Linked DNA regions of Homo sapiens: region 2 is linked to region 1. Evidence: chromatin contacts called from ENCODE Hi-C or POLR2A ChIA-PET data. All regions are on one chromosome and are shown on one strand. The core of a region is the stretch at or near the end of the contact, and the rest is flanking DNA. Distances in the headings are between cores, read along the strand shown. Region 1 has its middle 13 kb from the start of PPP1R14A. Region 2 overlaps SIPA1L3 (signal induced proliferation associated 1 like 3).

Region 1 (7,107 bases), core at 2,503-5,002:
AAATGGGGAAAATAGGCCAGGCACGGTGGCTCAATTTGGGAGGCCGAGGTGGGCAGATCACTTCAGCCCAGGAGCTCGAGACCAGCCTGGGCAACATGGCAAAACCCCGTCTCTACAAAAAAAAAAAAAAAAAAAAAAAAGGTAGCCGGGCATGATGGCACGTGCCTGTAATCCCAGCTACTACTTGGGAGGTTAAGGTGGGAGGATCATCTGAGCCCGAGGAGGTTGAGGTTTCAGGGAGCCATGATGGTGCCACTGCACTCCAGCCTGGGTGACAGAGACCCCATCTCAAAAAAGAAAAAAAAAAAAAAGAAAATGGGGGAAATCCCCAAGGGGGGTGACGTTAGAGACAGCTGATCCATCCCAACAGGACCCAAAAGCACTTACCAGCACAGAAGCCAGGAGGTGGGGCAGTCGGCAGGAGACGAGGGAATTAGGGTGTTCTCTTCTAGTGAAGCTTGTGAGCAAGGATGGGGAAAGGAGAGAGACACACTTGGAACCCTCACTATGAGCAAGGGAGGTATGGAGCGTGGCTCCCACCCCAGTGGACGCCTGGAGGGGAGGGTCAGGAATTTAAAGTGAAAACTTGTGTTTCCTCCAACCATGCTAACCAATGAGGGCACACACTTGCAGAAGACAGAGAGTTGCCAGCACTTTGGGAGGCCTAGGGGGGCGGATCACCTGAGGTCAGGAGTTCGAGACCAGCCAGGACAATATGGCAAAACCCCATCTCTACTAAAAATACAAAAATTAGCCGGGCATGGTGGCACACGCTTGTAATCCAGCTACTTAGGAGGCTGACGCACAAGAATCACTTGAACCCGGAAAGCAGAGATTATAGTGAGTCAAGATTGCGCCACTGCACTCCAGCCTGGGCAAAAAGAGTGAGACTCTGTCTCAAAGAAAAAAAATACAAGGGGAAGGGAATGAGACACCACCTTTTGATGGGAGAGTGAGAAATAATTTGGCATGTCACAGTGATATTCTCTTCCATTTTCCATAATCAACTCCATTGGTGTTTTTTGTTGTTTTTTTTGTGTTTTTTGAGACGGAGTCTCCATCTGTCACCCAGGCTGGAGTGCAGTGGTGTGATCCCGGCTCACTGCAACCTCCACCTCCCGGGTTCAAGCAATTCTCCTGCCTCAGCCTCCCGAGTAGCTGGGATTACAGGTGCATGCCACCACGTCCTGCTAATTTTTTGTATTTTAGTAGAGACGGGGTTTCACCGTCTTGCCCAGGCTGGTCTCAAACTCTTGAGCTCAAGCAATCCACCTGCCTCGGCCTCCCAAAGTGCTAGGATTACAGGTGTGAGCCACTGCGCCCAGCCAACTCAATTGTTATACTCTACATTTAGGTCTTTATTCTATCTGGAGTCTATTTTTGTATGTGCTGCTACATAGGGACACTTTAGTAGGATTATTTTTAAATTTTTTAAAAAATTTCAATAGTTTTGGGGTACAGGTGGTTTTTGGTTACATGGATAAGCTCTTTTTTTTTTTTTTTTTTTGAGATGGAGTCTTGCTTTGTCACCCAGGCTGGAGTGCAGTGGCGCGATCTCGGCTCACTGCAAGCTCCGCCTCCCGGGTTCATGCCGTTCTCCTGCCTCAGCCTCCTGAGTAGCTGGGACTACAGGCGCCCGCCACCATGCCTGGCTAATTTTTTTGTATTTTTAATAGAGACGGGGTTTCAACATATTAGCCAGGATGGTCTCAATCTCCTGACTTCGTGATCCACCCGCCTCGGCCTCCCAAAGTGCTGGGATTACAGGCGTGAGCCACCGCGCCTGGCATGGATAAGTTCTTTAGTGGTGACTTCTGAGATTTTAGTGCACTTGTCACTGGAAGAGTGTACACTGTATCCAGTATGTAGTCTTTATCCCTCACCACCTCCCAACCTTCCCTGCCCCAAGTCCCAGAGTCCATTATATCATTCTTATGCCATTGTGTCCTCATACCTTAGCTCCCGCTTACAAGTGAGAACATACGGTTTGTGGTTTTCCATTCCTCAGTTACTTTACTTAGAATAATGGCCTCCAAGGCTGGGCGCGGTGGCTCACGCCTGTAATCCCAGCACTTTGGGAGGCCAAGGTGGGTGGATCACATGAGGTCAGGAGTTCGAGACCAGCCTGACCAATATGATGAAACCCCTTCTCTACTAAAAATACAAAAAAATTAGCCGGGCGTGGTGGTTCATGCCTGTAATCCCAACTACTCAAGAGGCTGAGGCAGGAGAATTGCTTGAACCCAAGCGGCACAATCTCGGCTCACTGCAACCTCCGCCTCCTGGGTTCAAGCAATTCTCCTGCCTCAGCCTCCCAAGTAGCTGTGATTACAGGCATGCACCACTACACTCTGCTAATTTTTGTATTTTTACTAGACATGGGGTTTCACCATGTTGGTTAGGCTGGTCTCGATCGCCTAACCTCAGGTGATCCACCCGCCTCAGCCTCCCAAAGTTCATCTGGAATTTTGATGAAGATTGCTGTGGGCGGGCACAGTGGGCAGCAGCGAGACTTCGTCTAAGGAAAAAAAAATTAGGTGTGATGACACGTGCCTGTAGTCCTAGTTACTTGGGAGGCTGAGGTGGGAGGATCACCTGAGCTCAGGAGTTTGAGGGTGCAGTGAGCTATGATGGTTCCACTGCACTCCAGCCTGGGCAACAGAGTGAGACCGTGTCTCAAAAAAAAGTTCTGCCCATCAACCAATGAGTGCATAAAGGAAATGTGGTACATATACAGCCGTTAAAAGGAATGAAATCATGTATTTTGCAGCCACTTGGATGGAGCTGGAGACATTATTCTTTTTTTTGTTTGTTTGAGAGGAAGGTCTTGCTCTGTGGCCCAGGCCAGAGTGCAATGGCAGGATCTCGGCTCACTGCAAACTCTTGGGCAGATCATGAGGTCAGGAGTTCGAGACCAGCCTGACCAACATGTCGAAACCCCGTCTCTACTAAAAATACAAAAATTAGCCGGGCATGGTGGCGCGTGCCTGAAATCCCAGCTACTGAGGAGGCTGAGGCAGGAGAATCGCTTGAACCCGGGAGGCGGAGATTGCATTGAGCCGAGATCATGCCACTGCACTCCAGCCTCAGTGACAGAGCGATTCTCAGTCTCAAAACAAACAAACAAACAAAAACCACTTCAAGCCGGGCATGATGCGGGTGCCTGTAGTCCCAGGTACTCAGGAGGCTGAAGCAGGTAGGATCGCTTGAACTCAGGATTTCGAGGCTGCAGTGAGCTATCATAGTGCTGCTGTGCTCCAGCCTGGGCGACAGAGCAAGACCCCTTTCTAAAAAAAAAAAAAAAAAAAAAAAAAAAAGATAAGATATGAAAACAAAACAGCCGGGTGCGGTGGCTCACGCTTGTAATCCCAGCACTTTGGGAGGCCGAGGTGAGTGGATTACCTGACGTCAGGAGTTTGAGACCAGCCTGACTAATATGGTGAAATCCCGTCTCTACTAAAAATACAAAAATTAGCCAGGCATGGTGGCGCGTGTGTAGTCCCAGCTACTCAGGAGGCTGAGGCAGGAGAATCGCTTGAACCTGGGAGGTGGAAGTTGCAGTGAGCCGAGATCGCGCCATTGCGCTCCAGCATGGGGGACAAGAGCAAAAACTCTGTCTCAAAAAACAAACAAAGAAACAAAACAGAAAAAGTAAAAAGGAGAAACGAAAATTAAAAAAAAAAAACAAAACAAAGAAATAAAATAAAATAAAACCAATTCACATAGCCACGAGGGGGCGCTGAGGCCTCACGTCCACACGTAGAGGGCTGCGGTGCTTGGAGACAACGTGGCCACCTGGGAGTACGGTTCTTGGGCAAGCGCCTACTGTGCGCCCGGCGCCGTTCTACACAGGAACACAGCGCTTTTCAAGGTAGGCGAGGAGCTAATATTCTGAAGATGGTGGTGGGGGGCGGTGAACAGACAATAGAATAGACAGACCAGAGTGTAATATTTTTTTTTTTGAGATAGGGTGTTGCTGTGTTTCCCAGGCTGGAGTGCAGTGGTGCAATCATAGCTCACTGCAGCCTCAAACTCCTGGGCTCAAGCAATACTCCCACCTCAGCCTCCAGAGTAACTAAGAACACAGGCATGCACCACCACGTCTAGCTAATTTTATTTTTTGTAGAGACAGGGTCTCCCCTGGGCTGGTCTGGAACTCCTGGCCTCAAGTGATCCTCCTACCTCGGCCACTCAACGTGCTAGGATTACAGGCATGAGCCACCACGCCTGGCCAATAAATTCTATAAAAAAATAAATAAATCAGCAGGGCACGGTGGCTCACACCTGTTATCTCAGCACTTTGGGAGGCCGAGACAGGTGGATCATGAGGTCAGGAGTTCAAGACCAGGCTGGCCAGGATGGTGAAACCCTGTCTCTACTAAAAATACAAAGAAATTAGCTGGGCGTGGTGGCAGGTGCCTATAATCCCAGCTACTCGGGAGGCTGAAGCAGAGAATTGCTTGAACCCAGGAGGTGGAGGTTGCATTGAGTAGGGATCATGCCACTGCACTCCAGCTTGGGCAACAGAGTGAGACTCCGTCTCCAAAAAAATTAAAATCAATCAATCGATCGATCGGTCAAGTGACAGGATAGTGACTGAGGGTGCTCCTTAGATTAGGTGCTGCAGAACACCTCTCTGAGATGACATCTACATGATGGTGAGGATGAGAGAAACACGGGGAGAACTGCAGGCAGAGGCAATGTGGCCACGGGTCATGGAGGGGCCGGTAGGTGGGTCTGAGGACGGGAGAGAAGCTGGTGTGGGTGAGGGTCAGACAGCAGAGGGCTGAAGGCAGGAAGGTGACAGGGCGCAGTGTGGCCAGGAGGACTACCAAGGAAAGGCTGTGAAAAGTGGTGACTGTGAAAAGTGGTGACATGAAATGTCTTCAGGATGGGTTTTAATTTTTTATTTATTTAGTTTTTTTGAGACGGAGTCTCGCTCTGTCACCCAGGCTGGAATGCAGTGGCGCGATCTCCACTCACGGCAAGCTCCGCCTCCTGGGTTCACTCCATTCTCCTGCCTCAGCCTCCTGAGTAGCTGGGAGTACAGGCACCTGTCACCACGCCCGGCTAATTGTTTTGTATTTTTAGTAGAGGCGGGGTTTCACCTTGTTAGCCAGGATGGTCTCGATCACCTGACCTTGTGATCCGCCCGCCTCGGCCTCCCAGTGTTGGGATTACAGGCGTGAGCCACTGGGCCCTGCCTCCCCGCCCCCCGCCCCGAGACGGAGTCTCGCTCTGTCGCCCAGACTGGAGTGCAGTGGCATGATCTCGGCTCACTTCAACCTCTGCCTCCCAGATTCAAGCAATTCTCCTGCCTCAGCCTCTGGAATGGTTGGGACTACAGGCATGCACCACCACATCCGGCTAATTTTTTTTTTCTGTATTTTTAGTAGACACGGGGTTCCACCACATTGGCCAGGCTGGTCTCGAACTCCTGACCTCAGGTGATCCTCCTGACTCGGCCTCCCAAATTGCTGGGATGACAGGCATGAGCCAGCACACCTGGCCCAGGGTAAGTTGTTAAATGGCCGGCAAGGTGTCTCACGCCTGTCATCCCTGCACTTTGAGAGACTGAGGCGGGAGGATCACTTGAGCTCAGGAGTTTGAGAACAGCTTGACCAACATAGTGAGACCTCATCTCTACAGAATATTTAAAAATTATCTGGGCATAGTGGTGCACACCTATAGTCCCAGCTATGTGGGAGGCTAAGGCAGGCGGCTTGCTTGAGCCCAGGAATTAGAGGCTGCAGTAAGTTATGATTGCACCATTGCATTCCAGCCGGGGTGACAGAGTGAGACTGTCTCTAAAAAAAAGTAAAATTAAAAAAAGCAAAGAGTAATGTTCGGAATGTCTGCCTTGTTGGTACAAAAGGGGTGACTAGAACATAGCTTCACACTTGTTTGTATTTGCAGAAAAAAATATTGCAGTAATACTAAGAAATTGATTTTCTTTTTAAAATGGTAACCTTTGGAGGAAAGAGGAAGAGAGAACAGGGTGGATGGAGGTTAGGGTGAGAGTGAGAAAAGGCGTTGTCTGGCTGCTGAGTGGGAAACGGACCACAGACGGTGGGAGGCAAGGAGCCAGCTGGGTGGGGAGGCTAGTGTGGCTACAAGGCGGGGAGGGCGGCGCATGGTGGGTTAAGTACACTGTGTCTTTTGGGGCTTTTTTTTTTTTTTTGAGGCGGAGTTCCGCTCTTGTTGCCCAGGCTGGAGTGCAATGGCGCGATCTTGGCTCACTGCAACCTCTGCCTCCCGGGTTCAAGCTATTCTCCTGCCTCAGTCTCCCGACTAGCTAGAATTACAGGCATGTGCCACCATGCTCAGTTATTATTTTTTGTATTTTTAGTAGAGACGGTGTTTCACCATATTGGCCAGGCTGGTCTCGAACTCGTGACCTCAGGTGATCCACCCGCCTCAGCCTCCCAAAATGCTGGGATCACAGGTGTGAGCCACTGCTCCTGGCCCCTTTGGGGCTTTTCTGTATCTGAAGAGCTGTGGTTCAGTGTTCCTAAGGGACTTCCTGCTGGCCAGAAATGGTGACCATAGGAGCTAATGATCAGTCCCCTCCTTACAATGACAGGGTTGATAACAGTGCTTACCATGTGCCTGGGCCTAGCGTATTCTCTGCATTTAAACCTCACAACAGGCTGGGCGCGGTGTCTCCCACCTGGAATCCCAGCACTTTGGGAGGCCAAGGCGGGTGGATCGCTGGAGCCCAGGAGTTCGAGACCAGCCTGGGCAACATGGTGAAATCCCATTTCTACAAAACATACCAAAATCAGCTGGGCTTGGTGGTGTGTGCCTGTAATCCCAGATGCTTCGGAGGCTGAGGTGGGAGGATCATTTGAGCCCCTGAGGCAGAGGTAGCAGTGAGCCAAGATCACACCACTGTACCCCAGTGTGGGTGGCAGAGTGAAACCCTGTCTCAAAAAACAAAATAAAACAAAACCTCACAATAATCCCTGGAGGTAGGTACTATTAAAATCACCTTCATTTTACAGATGTGGACACAGACACAGAGAAGTTAGGTGACTTTCTCAAGATCACACAGCTAGGAAGTGCCACTTGAATCCAGGCAGTAATCCAAAATCCATGTTCTTAACC
Region 2 (7,107 bases), core at 1,826-4,325, 320 kb before region 1:
AGGTTTATTTACACCAACACCACGACAAACAGGTGAATAATGCATGGCTCTCCGACCTCCCCGTGGCTCATGTCACTAGGCAATAGGAATTTTTCAGCTCCATGGTCGTCTTGTGGGACCACCCTTGTAAATGTGGTCCATTGTTGACTGAAACAGTGTTATGCAACACATGACTGCGTTAAGGTGGAGGGTGTTGAAATTTTGGGAAGGGTGGCCAGGGATGGCCTCCTTGGGAAAGTGGCCAGACCTGAAGGAGGTGAGGGAGTGGGAACAGCCAGTGCAAAGGCCCTGAGGTGAGGGGCCTGGTAAGATTGAGGCCCACATGGCTGGAGCGGAATGAGCCCAGGAGAGTGGGAGGGATGAGGGTAGAGAGGAGATATTTGCAGATCTCTTAGGGTCCTGCACAGGTTTGTCTTTTCTCTGATTGAGAAGGTTAAGATTTTTCAGGGTTGATTGATTTATTACTTTTTTTTTTTTTTTTTTTTTTGAGACGGAGTCTCACTCTGTTGCCAGGCTGGAGTGCAATGGCCCAATCTTGGCTCGCTGCAAGCTCCGCCTCCCAGGTTCAAGCGATTCTCCTGCCTCAGCCTCCTGAGTAGCTGGGACTACAGGCACGCACCACCATGCCCAGCTAATTTTTGTATTTTTAGTAGAGATGGGGTTTCACCATGATGGCCAGGATGGTCTCAAACTCTTGACCTCGTGATCCACCCTCCTTGGCCTCCCAAAGTGCTGGGATTACAGGCGTGAGCCATTGCGCCCGGCCGATTTATTACACTTTTGAAAAGTTTGACTAGTGACCACATGTACAAGGAACCAAAGCAACAAAAATAGGGCACCCAGTTCCCTTCCCAAGAGACCACCACAATTCCAGTTTCCTGATGGTGACCAGTTCCTTGACACTACATTATCTGAGTGAGTTTCCTGTCTTGTATTAGGTTGGACTGCCTGACATTGTGCTTTCGTGGGTCAAGAATGGTTGAATATTGGCAATTTTATGAGGTTCAGCCTAACAGCTTCCTTTCAGGAACATGAGGAATTTGGCCAATCCTTTCTTGCTGTGAGGGTTGGTAGTCCTCCCCCGATTCCTCCTGCATCTCACCATCCTCTTTCAGTGACAGGCCCAACAGTGCCTGTAACACCAGGGCGTGAAAACCCCTGCCCTACTTGTGGCCTCAAACCAGGGCTTGCTATTAAGCCCAGCAAGAGGCTGCCCCTTTTCCACGGGGACCTCACCTGGCTTCTGATGTTCGTCACTTTGGCTTTCTGCGTCTTGGTGCCACCAGTTTTGAAATCACAGCTCCCAGAGGGAGGGGCACCCGCGGACTCTTGCTGGGTGTTTGGTGTGACTCACATGGTGGGGGTGCTCTCTGGAACCCGTGGGCATTCTGCATCAGTCACCCATCAGAGTAGCTGGCAGAGCACCCAGCTTGAGGTGTCTGTGGGAATCTCTGCGGGGACCAGGTGGCTCAGGCTTGGGGAGGGGGCCTGAGGAGCCGTGCACCTCCCTGTAGCGATGGGAGACTTGCAAGTCGTTGTGGAACCAGGGCACTGGCCTCGGTCCTGTGGGAGCGGGTGGGGGTGAAATAACCTTAAAGGAGATATGGCGCCAACTTTGGAAGAGCTCAGTCGGGAAGTTGTGTCAGTTGGTAAGCCTTTGGCTGCAAACAGTAGTAACAGCATCAGCAGCAACAACTGCAGCAGCAAGTAGGCAATGTATGTAGCGTCTGCTGCATGCAAGACACTGTGCCGGGCCCTTCACATGAAGCCACTCCTTTAAGCCTCCCGACAACCCTGGAAGATATTATTCTCCCTTTGCAGATGAGGTAACTAAATTTGAATAACTTGTTCAAGGTCAGGCAGCTAAAAAAAGGTGGTGGCATGATTTTTTTTTTTTTAGATTCAGAGGGTACATGTGAAGGTTTGTTACATGAGTATATTGTGTGATGCTGAGGTTTGGGGTACAGATCCTGTCACTCAAATAGTGAACAGAGTACCCAATAGGTAGATTTTCTTTTCCTTTTTTTTTTTTTTTTGAGATGGAGTCTCGCTCTGTCACCCAGGGTGGAGTGTAGTGGCGCAATTTCAGCTCAGTGCAACCTCCGCCTCCCGGGTTTAAGCAATTCTCCCTACCTCAGCCTCCCGAGTAGCTGGGATTACAGGTGCCTCCACCAACCATGCCCGGCTAAACTTTTTTGTATTTTTTAGTAGAGATTGGATTTTGCCTTGTTGGACAGGCTGGTCTTGAACTCCTGACCTCAGGTGATCCACCCACCTTGGTCTCCCAAAGTGCTGGGATTACAGGCGTGAGCCACTGCGCCTAGCCCCCAGTAGGTAGATTTTCAACCCTTGCCCCATTCCTTCTTGGTTTTTGGAATTCTCAGTGTCTGTTGTTCGTGTGTGTGTGTGTGTGTGTGTGTGTGTGTGTGTGTGTGTACGTACCCAATGTTTAGCTCCCACTTAGAAGTAAGAACATGGGGTGTGTGTGTATATGCAATGTTTAGCTCCCACTTAGAATAAGAACATGGGGTGTGTGTGTGTGTGTGTGTGTGTGTGTGTGTGTGTGTATGCAATGTTTAGCTCTCACTTGTAAGAACATGGGGTGTGTGTGTGTGTGTGTGTACGTGTACGCAATGTTTAGCATCCCACTTAGAAGTAAGAACATTGGATATTTGGTTTTCTGTTTGTGCATTCATTCACTTAGGATAATGGCCTCCAGCTACATCCATGTTGCTGCAATAGACATGATTTCATTCTTGTTTAATGGCTGTGTAGTATTCCATGGTATATATGTACCACATTATCTTTGTCCAGTCCGCTGTTGATGGGCATCCGGGTTGATTCCCTGGCTTTGTGGGTTGATTCACATGCTATCGTGAAGAGTGCTGCGATGAACGTAGGAGTGCAGGTGTCGTTTGGTAGAATGGTTCCTTTTCCTTTGGGTAGATACCCAGAAATGGGATTGCTGGGTCGAACGGTAATTCTATTTTTAGTTCTTTGAGGAATCTTCAAACTGCTTTCCCCAGTGGCTGAGCTAATTTACATTCCCACCAACAGTGTATCAGCATGGTGACGTGATTTGGATTCAGGCAGTCTGACTCCAGAGCTGTATCTTAACTCTAAAGCTCTGTGTGCTACTGCAGTGGTTTTCAAACCCGAGCAAGACCAGGTGTGGTGGCTCACATCTGTAATCCCAGCACTCTGGGAGGCCGAGGCAGGTGGATCATTTGAGGCCAGGAGTTCGAGGCCAGCCTGGGCAACATGGTAAAACCCCATCTCTACTAAAAATGCAAAAATTAGCCGGGTGTGGTGGCACATACCTGTGGTCCCAGCTATTCGAGAGGCTGAGGCAGGAGAATTGCTTGAACCTGGGAGGCTCTGAGAGGTTGCAGTGAGCCAAGATCATGCCACTGCACTCCAGCCTGCGCAACAGAATGAGTGAGACTCCGTCTCAAAAAAAACAAAAAACCCTAGCAAGGATCAGAATCCCCAGAGGGCTAGGTAAAACACAGATTGCTGGGCCCCATCTGATTCTGTAAGTTCCTGATTCTGTAAGTCTAGCTTGAGAATTTGCATTTTGTGGTGACACTGGTGCCCCTGGTCCAGGAAGCACGTTTTGAGAACCATGAGCTACTGTAATAGGAAGCCCAAATGAAATTGGCCTGAAATAACGAGATTTATGATCTCATATAACAAAGAAGCCTGTAGGTAGGCAGCACAGCAGCACAGGAGTTGACTAAGCAGTTCCACAATGCCTGCAGGGACCCCATCCCTCTCCTTCAAGCCACTCTGCCATCCATGGTGTGTCTCCTGTGTCCCTAGGCTCCCTGCATGGCCACAAGATGACTGCCAAGGCTCCAGTTGGCACACACTGACAGTGCCACATCCAGCAGCAGAAAGAGGGCATCTCTCACTTGCTGTGTATCTCTTTAAGAGTGAGGAAACCTTTCATTGATTCCCTGCCTCCCAGATTTCCCTCATATCTCATTGGCCAGCATGGTGATATGTGACCCTGCCCAGAGAAACCAGCCAAGGGCCAATTAGGATTGACCCTCTGGGGCTGGGGCTGGGGCTGGGGCTGGAGCCGGGGCCAGCCTTACCTGAAGTAGGTAGCACAGGGAGGAGAGTGGCTACAGGAATGAAATCAGAGTACCATTTAGGAAAGGACTGGGAAAGGGGGAGGGATATTGGGTAGGCAGACAATTGGTTTTGCTGCAGAAATAAGTGGAACACAGGGAAAGCATAATGCCCATGCATTTTTGTCATCGTGCTTACCAGCTTTGTTTTGTAATTACCTGAATCAGGACTTAGCTTTTTGTTCTCTAATCATGCCCACCTTTGAAACTGTGCACAAAGTCCCAGTACCACAAGAACTCTGAATCTTGTTGGAATACCAAGTATTCTGTCTGGCAATTCAGGGAAACTTGAGTTGGGTGATGAGGCAGCAGTCTGAAGGTTAGAGTGCGAGGTCTTTGAGAGCACTCACTCACTCTGCCCAGAAACACCTGGGTCTCACCCATCTCTCTGCTCCTGACTCCCTCCCCCCTCCTCCTACCCTTCCTTGCAAAGGCTGTTTCCCCCTCTGAGGGCTGTTCTTGGATGAAAGGAGAGGATGCCAGTCAAGTGCTTACCCCCAGGGGCCAGCGCATGGTAAGTACTTAAGAACGTGGCCTCTGCTATTAACATATTAAATGTGACTTTTTATGTATGTATGTCTGTATCTATGTATGTATGTATGTGTTTGTTGTTTTTAGAGACAGTCTTGTTCTGTCACCCAGGCTAGAGTGCAGTGGTGTAATCATGGCTCACTGCAGCCTTGATCTCCTGGGCTCAAGCAATCCTCCCGCCTCAACCTCCCATGTGGCTGGGACCACAGGTGCATGCCACCGTGCCTGGCAAATTTTTTTTTTTTTTTTTTAGTTGGAGTCTCACTCTGTTTCCCAGGCTGGAGTGCAGTGGCGCGATCTCGGCTCACTGCAACCTCTGACTCCCTGGTTCAAGCGATTCTCCTGCCTCAGCCTCCCGAGTAGCTGGGACTACGGGCGCCCGCCACCACACCCGGCTATTTTGTATTTTTAGTAGAGACGGGGTTTCACTGTGTTAGTCTCGATCTCCTGACCTCATGATCCTCCCACCTTGGCCTCCCAAAGTGCTGGGATTACAGGCGTGAGCCACCGTGCCCAGCCCATGCCTGGCTAATTTTTTAATCATTCATAGAGACGAGGTCTCACTTTGTTGCCCAGGCTGGTCTCGAACTCCTGGGGCTCAAGCGATCCTCCCACTTCAGCCTCCCAAAGTGCTGAGATTACAGGTGTGAGCCACCGTGCCCAGCATAAATGTGACTTATAATAAATATTTTATAATCCTGCACCCCCTTACCAAAAAAAATCTATGAAGAGTGACCATCCCTTTTGCAGACTGAAATTTCCTGAGGATACCTGTTGCTACTGCTCGTGGCCACACTGTAAAGCCATTGCCCTTTGAGATTGCAAAGGGCTGAGGAATGCAGTGTGGGCTCTGAGCCAGACTGCTGAGTGCAAGTTCTTGATCCATCTTGGGCTCCCTGTTTTACTTTGGGCAAGCCACTTAGCCTTGCATGTCTTAGTTTCCGTATCTGTAAGGTGGAGCTGGTAATGGTACTGTCCTCCTAGGTTGTTGGGAGGATTCGAATGCATCAAAGCACGTGACATGCTTAGACACCCCTCCCCCCCAACCCCCAACAGCACCCGACCCAAAGCAGCACTCATACAATATGTATCAGCTAATCTTTGAATATTCTGTGCCAGTTCATTCACAGGGGACTATAAGCTCCCTGTGGGCAGGATTTATGTGGTTTTTGTTTACTACTGTGTCCCAGTGCCTGACTCAGAATAGACATTGTTTACATTTGTGTGTGTGGATGAAAAGAAGGATGGTAAGAGCCTTTCTTAATTTCTTTTCCTTCAGCTGCCTGGAATTTAAACTCTGACCTGAGCTGATTACTCGGTATTTTGAAGGAATAAAGTGGACCTGACTGACTCTGAGGGCAGCATGTGATAAGTGCAGCTGATTGTTGAGCATTTTTGTGAGCCACAAGCATAGTGCTCACCATAAAGATCTCACTTGGCCAGGCACAGTGGCTCATGCCTGTAATCCCAGCGCTTTGGGAGGCTGAGGAGGGAGGATCGCTTGAAGCTAGGAGTTTAAGACCAGCCTGGACAACACAGTGAGACCCTTGTCTCTACAAAAATAATAATAAAGCTCTCACTGACTCTTCATCCCATTTCATAGATGAGGAAACTGAGGCCCAGTGGGAGCACCTGCTTCTTCTTACAAGAGGAGATCTAAAGTAGTGGTTAAGGCCGGCCGCGGTGGCTCATGCCTGTAATCCCAGCACTTTGGGAGACCAAGTCAGGTGGACCTCCTGAGGTTGAGAGTTCAAGACCAGCGTGGCTAACATGTTGAAACTCCGTCTTTAATAAAAATAAAAAAAAAAGTAGCTGGGTGTGATGGTGCACGCCTGTAATCCCAGCTACTTGGGAGGCTGAGGCAGGAGAATCCCTTGAATCCAGAAGGCGGAGGTTGCAGTGAGCTGAGATCGCATCACTGCACTCCATCCAGCCTGGGTGACAGAGCAAGACTCTGTCTCAAAATAAAATAAAATAAATAAATAAAGTAGTGGGTAAAAACTGGAACCTTGGAGCTCCTCTGCTTGGGTTAGATCCCCACCCCAGCACTTTCTTCCTGTGTGACCTCCAGCCTATGACTTATTCGTTGAACTTCTCATCTGTAAAATAAGAATGCTGATAGTTCCTCCTTAGAGGGTCGCTGTGAGGGTTAGGAGAGAGAATTCATATGTAGCACTTAGAACAGCGCCTTGTGCAGTGAGCATTCCGGTTGTGGTTGTTATTATTAGCCAGCCAAAGCCGTTCAGTTGTGCTTCCAAAGCTGGCTGGAAGAGTCCAGCGACCGTGTTTAATCATTAAGCTGCATTGCCTCTGTGAGCTAGTGCCTCCTCTGCACGGGCCAAGGAGCCCGCCTTTAGATTGTACGGTTCTGAATGAAGCATCCAGGCGCAAGCTCAGGGCAGGGGACGGTGTGGGCACAAGTCCAGCCCTGGCTCTGTCA

The links. Hi-C counts contacts between places; a loop is a spot of excess contacts on that map. ChIA-PET counts read pairs that join two places held with the same protein, here RNA polymerase II (POLR2A). Pooled maps may share reads with other maps.
Region 2: a pooled map shows a loop between it and region 1 (2.0-fold over the local background). The contact joins two enhancer-like sites. A Hi-C loop is called at or near these places in 1 of 50 pooled maps. POLR2A ChIA-PET finds 5 or more read pairs at or near these places in 7 of 52 experiments (B cell, BJ, Caco-2 and 4 more).

The regions. Positions count from the first base shown.
Region 1 is chr19:38,240,264-38,247,370 of GRCh38, forward strand. No RefSeq gene overlaps it. Among named protein-coding and RNA genes, the nearest start is that of PPP1R14A, 13 kb to the right of the region's middle. RefSeq lists an enhancer at 3,981-4,857. Within about 2 kb of position 3,753, at least 5 of the 41 ENCODE cell types and tissues checked have a DNase peak (open chromatin) inside an H3K27ac peak, as active enhancers do.
Region 2 is chr19:37,925,126-37,932,232 of GRCh38, forward strand. All of the region lies in intron 1 of SIPA1L3 (signal induced proliferation associated 1 like 3), which reads left to right. Among named protein-coding and RNA genes, the nearest start is that of SIPA1L3, 21 kb to the left of the region's middle. RefSeq lists a silencer at 1,089-1,158. Within about 2 kb of position 3,076, at least 5 of the 41 ENCODE cell types and tissues checked have a DNase peak (open chromatin) inside an H3K27ac peak, as active enhancers do.